Regions from separate parts of the Mus musculus genome. Here all the other regions are linked to region 3. The links are chromatin contacts, found by Hi-C or POLR2A ChIA-PET in ENCODE. All regions are on one chromosome and are shown on one strand. The core of a region is the stretch at or near the end of the contact, and the rest is flanking DNA. Distances in the headings are between cores, read along the strand shown.

Evidence for each region. A loop is a pair of places that touch in the nucleus more often than their neighbours do. ChIA-PET counts read pairs that join two places held with the same protein, here RNA polymerase II (POLR2A).
Region 1: a loop to region 3 is called in a map of left cerebral cortex, with 6 times the contacts of the local background. The contact joins the promoter of Ndel1 here to the promoter of Rpl26 in region 3. A Hi-C loop is called at or near these places in 2 of 37 maps with a recorded cell type or tissue (both left cerebral cortex). POLR2A ChIA-PET finds 5 or more read pairs at or near these places in 4 of 5 experiments (Patski and embryonic stem cell).
Region 2: a loop to region 3 is called in a map of left cerebral cortex, with 2.5 times the contacts of the local background. The contact joins the enhancer-like site here to the promoter of Rpl26 in region 3. A Hi-C loop is called at or near these places in 7 of 37 maps with a recorded cell type or tissue (Patski, gastrocnemius, heart and 2 more). POLR2A ChIA-PET finds 5 or more read pairs at or near these places in 5 of 5 experiments (Patski and embryonic stem cell).

What each region holds. Positions count from the first base shown.
Region 1 is chr11:68,851,796-68,854,495 of GRCm38, forward strand. Ndel1 (nudE neurodevelopment protein 1 like 1) reads right to left here and starts at 1,340. Exons shown (of 9, transcript NM_023668.3): 1 at 1,147-1,340.
Region 2 is chr11:68,938,424-68,941,151 of GRCm38, forward strand. It overlaps a transcript of Arhgef15 not described here. Among named protein-coding and RNA genes, the nearest start is that of Gm51902, 9.7 kb to the left of the region's middle. Within about 2 kb of position 1,412, at least 3 of the 3 ENCODE cell types and tissues checked have a DNase peak (open chromatin) inside an H3K27ac peak, as active enhancers do; they include gastrocnemius, heart and left cerebral cortex, where a contact is called at or near this core.
Region 3 is chr11:68,900,250-68,902,949 of GRCm38, forward strand. Rpl26 (ribosomal protein L26) reads left to right here and starts at 1,317. Exons shown (of 4, transcript NM_009080.2): 1 at 1,317-1,375; 2 at 2,021-2,193. The coding sequence starts at 2,026.

The DNA.
Region 1 (2,700 bases), core at 90-2,589, 48 kb before region 3:
TCAGCTTTCTGATTTGGCAGACATTACCCTACCTCTTAAGTGCAGTGAAAGCAACATAATTTTCAGACTAACAACCAGCCACTCATGAGCAAGCTTCAGGATAAGATTTTTCTAGTAACTGAGCTTTTGGGGGTTTTTTGTTTGTTGTTGTTGTTTGGTTTGGGGTTTTTTTGGTTTTTTTGGTCAATTTACTCGAAAATAAATAAGTCATCTAGTAACTTCTGGTATTATCTTTAACAAGTCCAATGTTCAGTCCTCTTTCCGGCTGAAGAAGTTAAAAAAAAAAAATCTCATGAAAACAGAAACCAGAACCCTGAGCTTAGAAAGGTAAATTGTAACCCAAGCTAAACTTCTCACCAGTTAGTGGAACCCAAATAAAAATCACTCAGTTGCCCCAACCTCCTGTACCTAGGTTCAATTTCCCCATCCAGCAAAAAGTGACTTACAGTATCCGTCGCAAGTACAAACAGCAAATGTTCTAAAATGTTTACAAACGCTACAGGAATGGGCCCGGGTAATGAAAAGGACCCTCACTCGCCTTAAACTTAAAAGTGTTAGTCACCTCATCGTTTCTCAGAGAAAAATAAGAAGCGAATCCAAGCAACCGGGGTCGGTTGGTTAGTGAGACTTTCCCCAACTCCAAAGAGGATGATTAGCAGTTCGGGGCAGGCAGTCACGAGACTGCCAGTCTCTGCCAACGCGGGCTGCTCCTGCTCTCGCCTCCCGCATCTGGGGCGCTGGGAAATCAAGATCCTGCCCGGCTCCTAACCACCCCGGCAGCTCCAGGGAATCAAGGATGGGTGGAGCGAGAAGCTGGGCGCGCCTCCGCCACCCCAACTGGGCCACTCCTCGAGCCGTCAGCGCCTCAGCCCCCGGTGCCACGTCCCGGCCTCCGTCCCTCCTCTGGAAGCCCGGGACTCGCTCTCCCGCAGGTGCCCCCGGTGGGCCACACCTCCGCCAGTAAGGAGGGGACAGTTAAAGCGGTTGGAACAGTTGTCTCGGTACGGGCCGCCCCAGAACCCAAGCCCGGCCTGGCCCAGCGGGCTGAGCCCCAGCCCGGCGGCGGTCAGGCAGGCTCCCCCGGGGCAGGCCTCGGCGCTGCCCGCCTGGCTCGAACCCCAGAGGCTGCGTCGCACGGGAGCTCACCGCCAATGTGTCAAAAGCGCATGTTCGCCGCCGCTCGGCCGACGTCTCTGCTCCGCTGGCCTGGCCAGGCCCGCCCAGCCGCTCAGCTCTGCTCCCTTCCGCAGCCCTGAGCTCCACTCCGCGTATCCCCGCACCGGGCTCCTCCCCGACACGTCAGGGGCTCCCTGGGTGTCGGAGGCCATTCTGTGACGCACGGGGGCGGAGTCAAGAGCATGCGCAGAAGCAGGCTGGCGTGCGGGGCGGAGCGGTGGGAGGCCAGAGTCACGTGGAGCCGACCTAGGCTTTGCGCGCTGACGTGAGATCTGCGACAGCGTCCTGCGCAGGCGCCGCCCCGGACCCCCGAAGGAGGTGGGTTTTTTAGCCCTGTGCTGTCTCCGGAAGCTGTGCTGCGCAGGAGAGTAGTTCCCTAGGCTAAAATGGGAAGCCAGTATAAAGCCAGTATAGAGTACTAGCTCACGAAGGAGACAGGAGAAATACACAACTGTCCTGGAACTAGAAACTTAAATTTAAAAAAGGCATTTGGGGAACAACTATAGGAACTTTAGCTGTCTCATGCTCAATGTAATTGTTATTTCAGTGCTGTTGGGATTGGTTTTGAAGTTTGAAGACAAAACAACATAGCATAAGACATATGCTGAGCCTAAGAAAGACAAGGTGAGCCCACGTATACGGTTGGGAAAGGTCAATATAAACAAAAAACGGTGCGAGATGGATTTTTAAGGAGAACCCAAACTGATGAGCAGAGGAAGATTACTGGGGTCTAGAGCGTCTTGAACTACACTATGAAGGATATAGGGTTTTTAAAAAGAGATTATGAGTTCACTGTGCGGTTTGTCGCGCCCGTAGTTGTACCAGTCACTGGGGTGCATTGCTTTGTCACAGTAACCCCACGTCACTCTCATTTACAAGTAAGAAATAGCAAGATGAAGTTCCCCAAGGTCACTCACCTACAGCGCAAATTCAAACTCAGAAGCTACACTGTTATCCACTACTACGCTGACAAGAAGGGAAACATAGGCTAGACCGTGGGGCTAAAGTGCCTTCCATACACTACTGTTAACCATCAACAACATTTGAAGCTGGAATCATTAGATCTATATTGTAACATAAGACTCAAAAAAAAAAAAAAAAAAGGTCTGCTTTACAGGCCAGTGGCCTGGAACAGCTTTGAAACTCAGTCTGGCTTCCCTACCTGAAACTCTGCTCAATCTAATCAGACTTAAGGCAGAGAAGTGATTAATGAAGGCTTTCCTATAGACCCGGTGCCAAGACAGGAACCGTCCCACCCAAACAGGAAAAGATAAAAAGGCCACAGCTTCTGTCCTGCCTCCTGGCTGAGGTGCTAAGAAACACACTGAGTCACCTAATGGCTGGCCAGGCCCTTCAGAAAACAGTGACATCATCTCCCAGGCTGCTGCCCCTCCCATTTGCTCTGCCCCTAGGACTGGCATCATCCCCTTCTTAATGAATGGGCTTAGCTTGGCAGAGCCCTCAGAAGCCAAAGGCCCTGCTCTGATCTTCGTTGGCCCAGAGGCTGGAATAGTACCCTAGAGT
Region 2 (2,728 bases), core at 162-2,661, 38 kb after region 3:
TGAACTCAGAAATCTACCTGCCTCTGCCTCCCGAGTGCTGGGATTAAAGTCATGTGCCACCACTGCCCGACTTTTTTGTTTGTTTGTTTTCTAAATTGTATTTTATTTACATTTTTAAATAATAAAGTTTTAAAAAATAAGTCAATTGCATCCCCATGCCCACATGAAGCCATGTCTCTGTATTTTTAAAAGTGGTATGTTTCTTTAATTATGTAAAATACAAGATGTTGATGTTTCATAGAGATTGTAACTGCAGCATTCTTTAATTCTTTCTGGCGTTTGTCATAATTGTTATTTAAAGAATAGAGTATGTATTACATGTAAACATGATCTTTTCCTAGTTTGAATAAATTCCAAGGTAACTGAAGAAAAGAATCACAGGTTAGCAGAGCTTGATGGTAGACATGCGGAAGCTCAGCCCCGGGGAAATGAAGGCAGGAAGACTGTAGATCTAAGGCAAGCCTAGATGACATATACTGAGTTCCAGGACAGCCTCAGAGACAAGGTGAGGCTGTGTTTCAAAACACAAGGCTTGGTATGGTCGTGTATGCCTTTAACCCCAGCACTCAGGAAGCAGAGACAGGTGGATCTCTTTGAATTTGAGGCCAGCTTGTTCTACATTTCAAGTTCCAGGCCAGCCAGGAGCACATAGTGAGACCCTGTTTCAAACAAACAAAAATAACTAATATTTGGCTACTTATTAAACACCAACTATGTATTGAGCATTGCTCTCAGCACCTTATGCATATTCTTTTTAAGCCTCTCAATAATCCTGTAAGTCACATATAAATATCGTCATCATTATTGTGTGAATCAAGGAACTGAGGCACCGAGTTGAGAAGCCAAGCGATACAGCTTACAAACTGTAGAGTGGGTGTTAGAACACAGGCCAGCCAGCTCCAGGGTGCAGGTTCAAATTCCTGCCTTAACATTTAGCTTGCCATGGCCGTAAACCACCTTTCCTAAGTTCTCCTACTTGGTATTCTTCATGTGTATCTTCAGAGATTCATCCCTGTAACAGATTAACTACCCATAAAACTGCTCAGAGAATCCCTGCATTCTCAATTTAACTAGATGGTAAATTAACAGAATAACATCTGAGTTTGGTTCAGTGAATCACGGGACCAGGTTGGAGGAGAGGCAGGGTCATGTGATTTTACTGGTTTTGTTTGAGGGCTGAGTCTCACCGTGTATAATTCAGGCTAGCCACAAAAGTGCCACAACGCCAATGAATAAAGGACAGACCTATGTAGTGGGTTTGGCCCACTAACGCTAATTACACTCCCCCCCAAAAAACCTGCTTACACAAGTGTCTGCACAAAGCTTCTGGGAACCTGACCCTGCTTCGTTCTGATTGGTAAAGATGCGGGCAGCCAATGGCTGGGCAGGGCAGACAGAGGCGGGACTTTAGGATTTCCGGGTTTGGGATTGGCAAGAGAGAGAAGGGGGAGGAGATCCACCATAGCAGGAGAGTGTGGAAGAGAGAAGAGATGCCAAGCCTCAGAGTGTTCAGGACAGAGAGGCTTGGCGGCCATGTGAAGAAGCCGAGAGATCCCTCTGGGTCCAGAGCAGCCAAGATAGAATTTAGAGTTTAGTAAGTAATAACTCGGGATTATTAGCAGGAGGTGGATTCATTTCGTGGAGGTTGGGCAGTGGCCTAGGATAGAGCTGATTAAAGCATGTCAAAATATAAAGGCTGTGCGTGTGGGTCTTCCATTCTCGAATGTAAAGCGTTGAGGTGTGTAGCAAACCCGCTGCCAGGATCTATATAATATTTTATTCAACAGATTTAACTCTGTACAAAGTGGAATTTATTGGGAGGTAGGGAAGATTTGCTGACAGAATCAGATTCTGAGTAGTAGCTAAAATAAGCAGATCACTGTGAGGGAGGGTGTGTATTTTGGTTAGGACAAAGTGTTTTTATTCAAGATCAAATGTATTTGGTTCACCTTAACCAAAGGAAGAGTGAAGCACATTCCTGGTGCAGGTCATACAACTCCGTAGATTGCCTTAGCTGTTTGTATCTGTGTATAATTTACCAAGAAAGCAGACTCGGTTACTTTGGAGCAATTCTGTGATTGACCTGCCTTGCTTGGCTTCCCATGGTGCAACCCCAGCATCCAAATAAACTAACTATTAAGGAAAGCTTCATTTATTTACTTGATTAGTTAGTCTGTTTGAGACAGGGTTTCTCTGTGTAGCCTGGGCTGTCCTAGAACTCACTCTGTGGACCAGGCTGACCTCATATTCACAGAGATCCAGCTGCCTCCGCTTCTGCCTCTCGAGTGCTGGGATTAAAGGTGTGCACCCCCGTGCCTGGCAAGGCAAGCTATATTTTAACTCACTAGCTACGCTTGCTTGCCCTGGTGCTCTAGGGCTGTGGCAGAGCAGAGGTTGCAGAGCAAAACCTCATGTTGGATAGGAACCAAAAGAAAAAATCACCAAGGTTCCACTCTTCCCTTCAAAGGTTGTCAGTGCCCAGGTTACTTCTTCTTTCTTTAAAAAAAAAAAAATTATTTATTATTATATCTAAGTATACTGTAGCTATCTTCAGACACACCAGAAGAGGGTATCTGATCTCATTACGGATGGTTGTGAGCCACCATGTGATTGCTGGGATTTGAACTCAGGACCTTTGGAAGAGCAGTCAGTGCTCTTAACAGCTGAGCCATCTCTTCAGCCCAGTGCCCTAACTTCTATTAGGTTCCACTTTTTAAAGGTTTCTCCC
Region 3 (2,700 bases), core at 67-2,566:
GGCTATATTATCTACAGAAACCGATGCCTCCGAACCCATTTGCAGAGAATCGGATCCCCTTGACCTACCTCCATCAGATCTGGAACCGAGAACTCTCAGGAGGGGGTTGAGGTCATAGTTTTAAAGGGTACACCTGTCTGCGATGAGAGTGTCCCCCCACCCCGTGTCTCTTTCTTTTCTTTCTTCCTTTCTTTCTTTCTTTCTTTCTTTCTCTCTCTCTCTCTTTCTCTCTTTCTCTCTTTCTTTCTCTCTCTCTCTCTCTTTCTCTCTTTCTCTCTTTCTCTCTTTCTTTCTTTCTTTCTTTCTTTCTTCCGTTCTTTCTTTCTTCCGTTCTTTTTCTCTTTTCATGTTTTCAGTTTTTCGAGACAGGGTTTCTCTGTGTAGCCTTGGCTGTCCTGGAACTCACTCTGTAGACCAGGCTGGCCTCGAACTCAGATATCCGCCTGCCTCGCCTCCCAAGTACTGAGATTAAAGGCAGGCGCCACCAATGCCGGCTTTTCCTTTTTTTTTTTTTTAAATTGGATATTTTCTTTATTTACATTTCAAATGTTTTCCCCTTTCCAGGTCTCCCCTTCGGAACTCCCCTATCCCATCCCCTCTGTCCTTACCTCCCCCACCCATCCACCCACTCCCGTCTTCCCGCCCTGGCATTCCCCTACACTGGGGCATGGAACACCCTCAGGCCCAAGGGCCGCCCCTCTCACTAATGTCCAACAAGGTCATCCTCTGCCCCGTTTGTGACCGGAGCCTGTAATCTTTTGTTGGTGGTCCAGTCCCCGGGAGCTCCGGGGGATCTGGCCTCGGGTCTGTTTGTTTAAGTGTGATTTGAACCGGCAACTTGGCATCATCAGGGGGCCAAGACCTATTTCCGTCCAGGTGAGGGATGGTCTCAATTTCGCAGAAGGACCCAGAGTAGTCTACCCAGATGTGGGGGCGGCCGGCTGGGGCTAATTATAAGAACTAACTCCTATGGGTCAAGTCACCGAGGTAACCGTCTGGCCAAGGTCCCAGAGCCACTCGGCGCCTAAAAGTAGGTCTTGCGCTTCGCCCGGAGCCCAGGAATGAAAGGGTGAGGTCCCCCAGGTCCTCTCACGCCGGCCTACCGTCCCTAAGCAACCCTCTTCATCCCAGGAGCACTGCCTTCCCCAGAGGACTAAGCCTACCACGCACACCTCCGAGGGATGACGTCAGGACCCCTCGCAGTCCCCCTCCGAGCCGCTAGATGTCGCTAAACTCCCATTCCTAGTTTCTTCTTTTCTCCCAACCTCCTCTCCCCTTTCGCTCCGAGACTCTCGCGAGATCTCGCGGCAACTTACAGAACCGGAAGTCGCGTGTAGTTCTCTTTCCTTTTGCGGCCATCGGTGGATCGCAGCCGGTGAGTTCTCGGCGGGTTGTCGCTGGTAATCCGCAGCCATCCGCGGCGAGGCGAGGAGGCTTTTCTGTCCCGAGGCCCCGAGACGGCCTTGCTGGCCCGGCATCAGCCAGGGAGCCGAACTGGGGCGGGCTCGGTCCGTGTCTTTCCTAGCCAGGGCCCGCGGGGCTGGAGAGGGTTAAGGGGACCAGGTTCGTGGACTCGAAGGCCGGCGGGGCCCATGGAGATGGAGTTAAATAATCATAAGCCCCGGGTCAGCCGTGCGGTTGCCCTCTCGCCAGTTGGGAGGGCTTGGAGATCCGCCCTTGCTTCCATGCTCAAGTGGGGGGCAAAATGCAGAGCACCAGAAGCGGTAAATGAGAAGGTAAAGACCGACGCTGTGTAGGACCCTCCCGGGATGCTGAAGTTGGAAAGTCAAGTTTAAAAGTAGGATAGGTGTTACTAATGGCAGAGTCTTCATCTTGTTTTCAGTCTTTAAAGACGAAAAAACCCTCAGATGGGAAGGTCTGGAGTAACCGAGCATGATACCTTCCAGTGAACGTTGTGTGCTTTCAGAGTGGAGTTGATGCTGTTTAGGGAACTGGTTGAGACTTGAAACGTTAAAGGGTCTTCTGGTTTTTGTTTTTGTTTTTTTTGTTTGTTTTTAAGCCAAAATGAAGTTCAATCCCTTCGTGACTTCTGACCGAAGCAAGAACCGCAAACGGCATTTCAATGCGCCCTCTCACATTCGGAGGAAGATCATGTCTTCCCCTCTTTCCAAAGAGCTGAGACAGAAGTATAACGTTCGGTCTATGCCCATTCGGAAGGATGACGAAGTTCAGGTATGTGTCCTTGCTTGGCGAGGCGAAGCTGAATGGAATTTTACGATTATTTGGGGGGCGCGGGGGGGGGTGAGAAAACCTGCATTTGATGTATGAAAGGGTTGCTTTGCATCAAAAGAACTGGAAAGCAGTGTGCTTTTTGGTCCTGCCTCAGCGGTTTGCTAATGTCTTTGTGTGGGGTTCTATTAGCTCTATTGGGGAGAGATTATCTGTAGCTGTAATTTATAGCTAGTGATTGGTAAGTTCTGGAAGTCTTTAAAAGAACGCAGGGTGGGTTTCTTTGTGTAGGTAGCCCTTGGCTGACCTGGAAAAGAGATAAGATAGAGCCCTAGGATAAAGGGTGTGCACTTCGAGACTGGCACATCTTAACACTTTTTAAGAATACTTAATAAAATGAAACACTTCTTTGGGAGGATCGACATGGGTTGAAAACAGCTATAGGATGGCAACAGTCTTGATTTGTCTGTTATTTAGAAAGCCTTTCTTTGCTATAGGTGATTGGCCTGG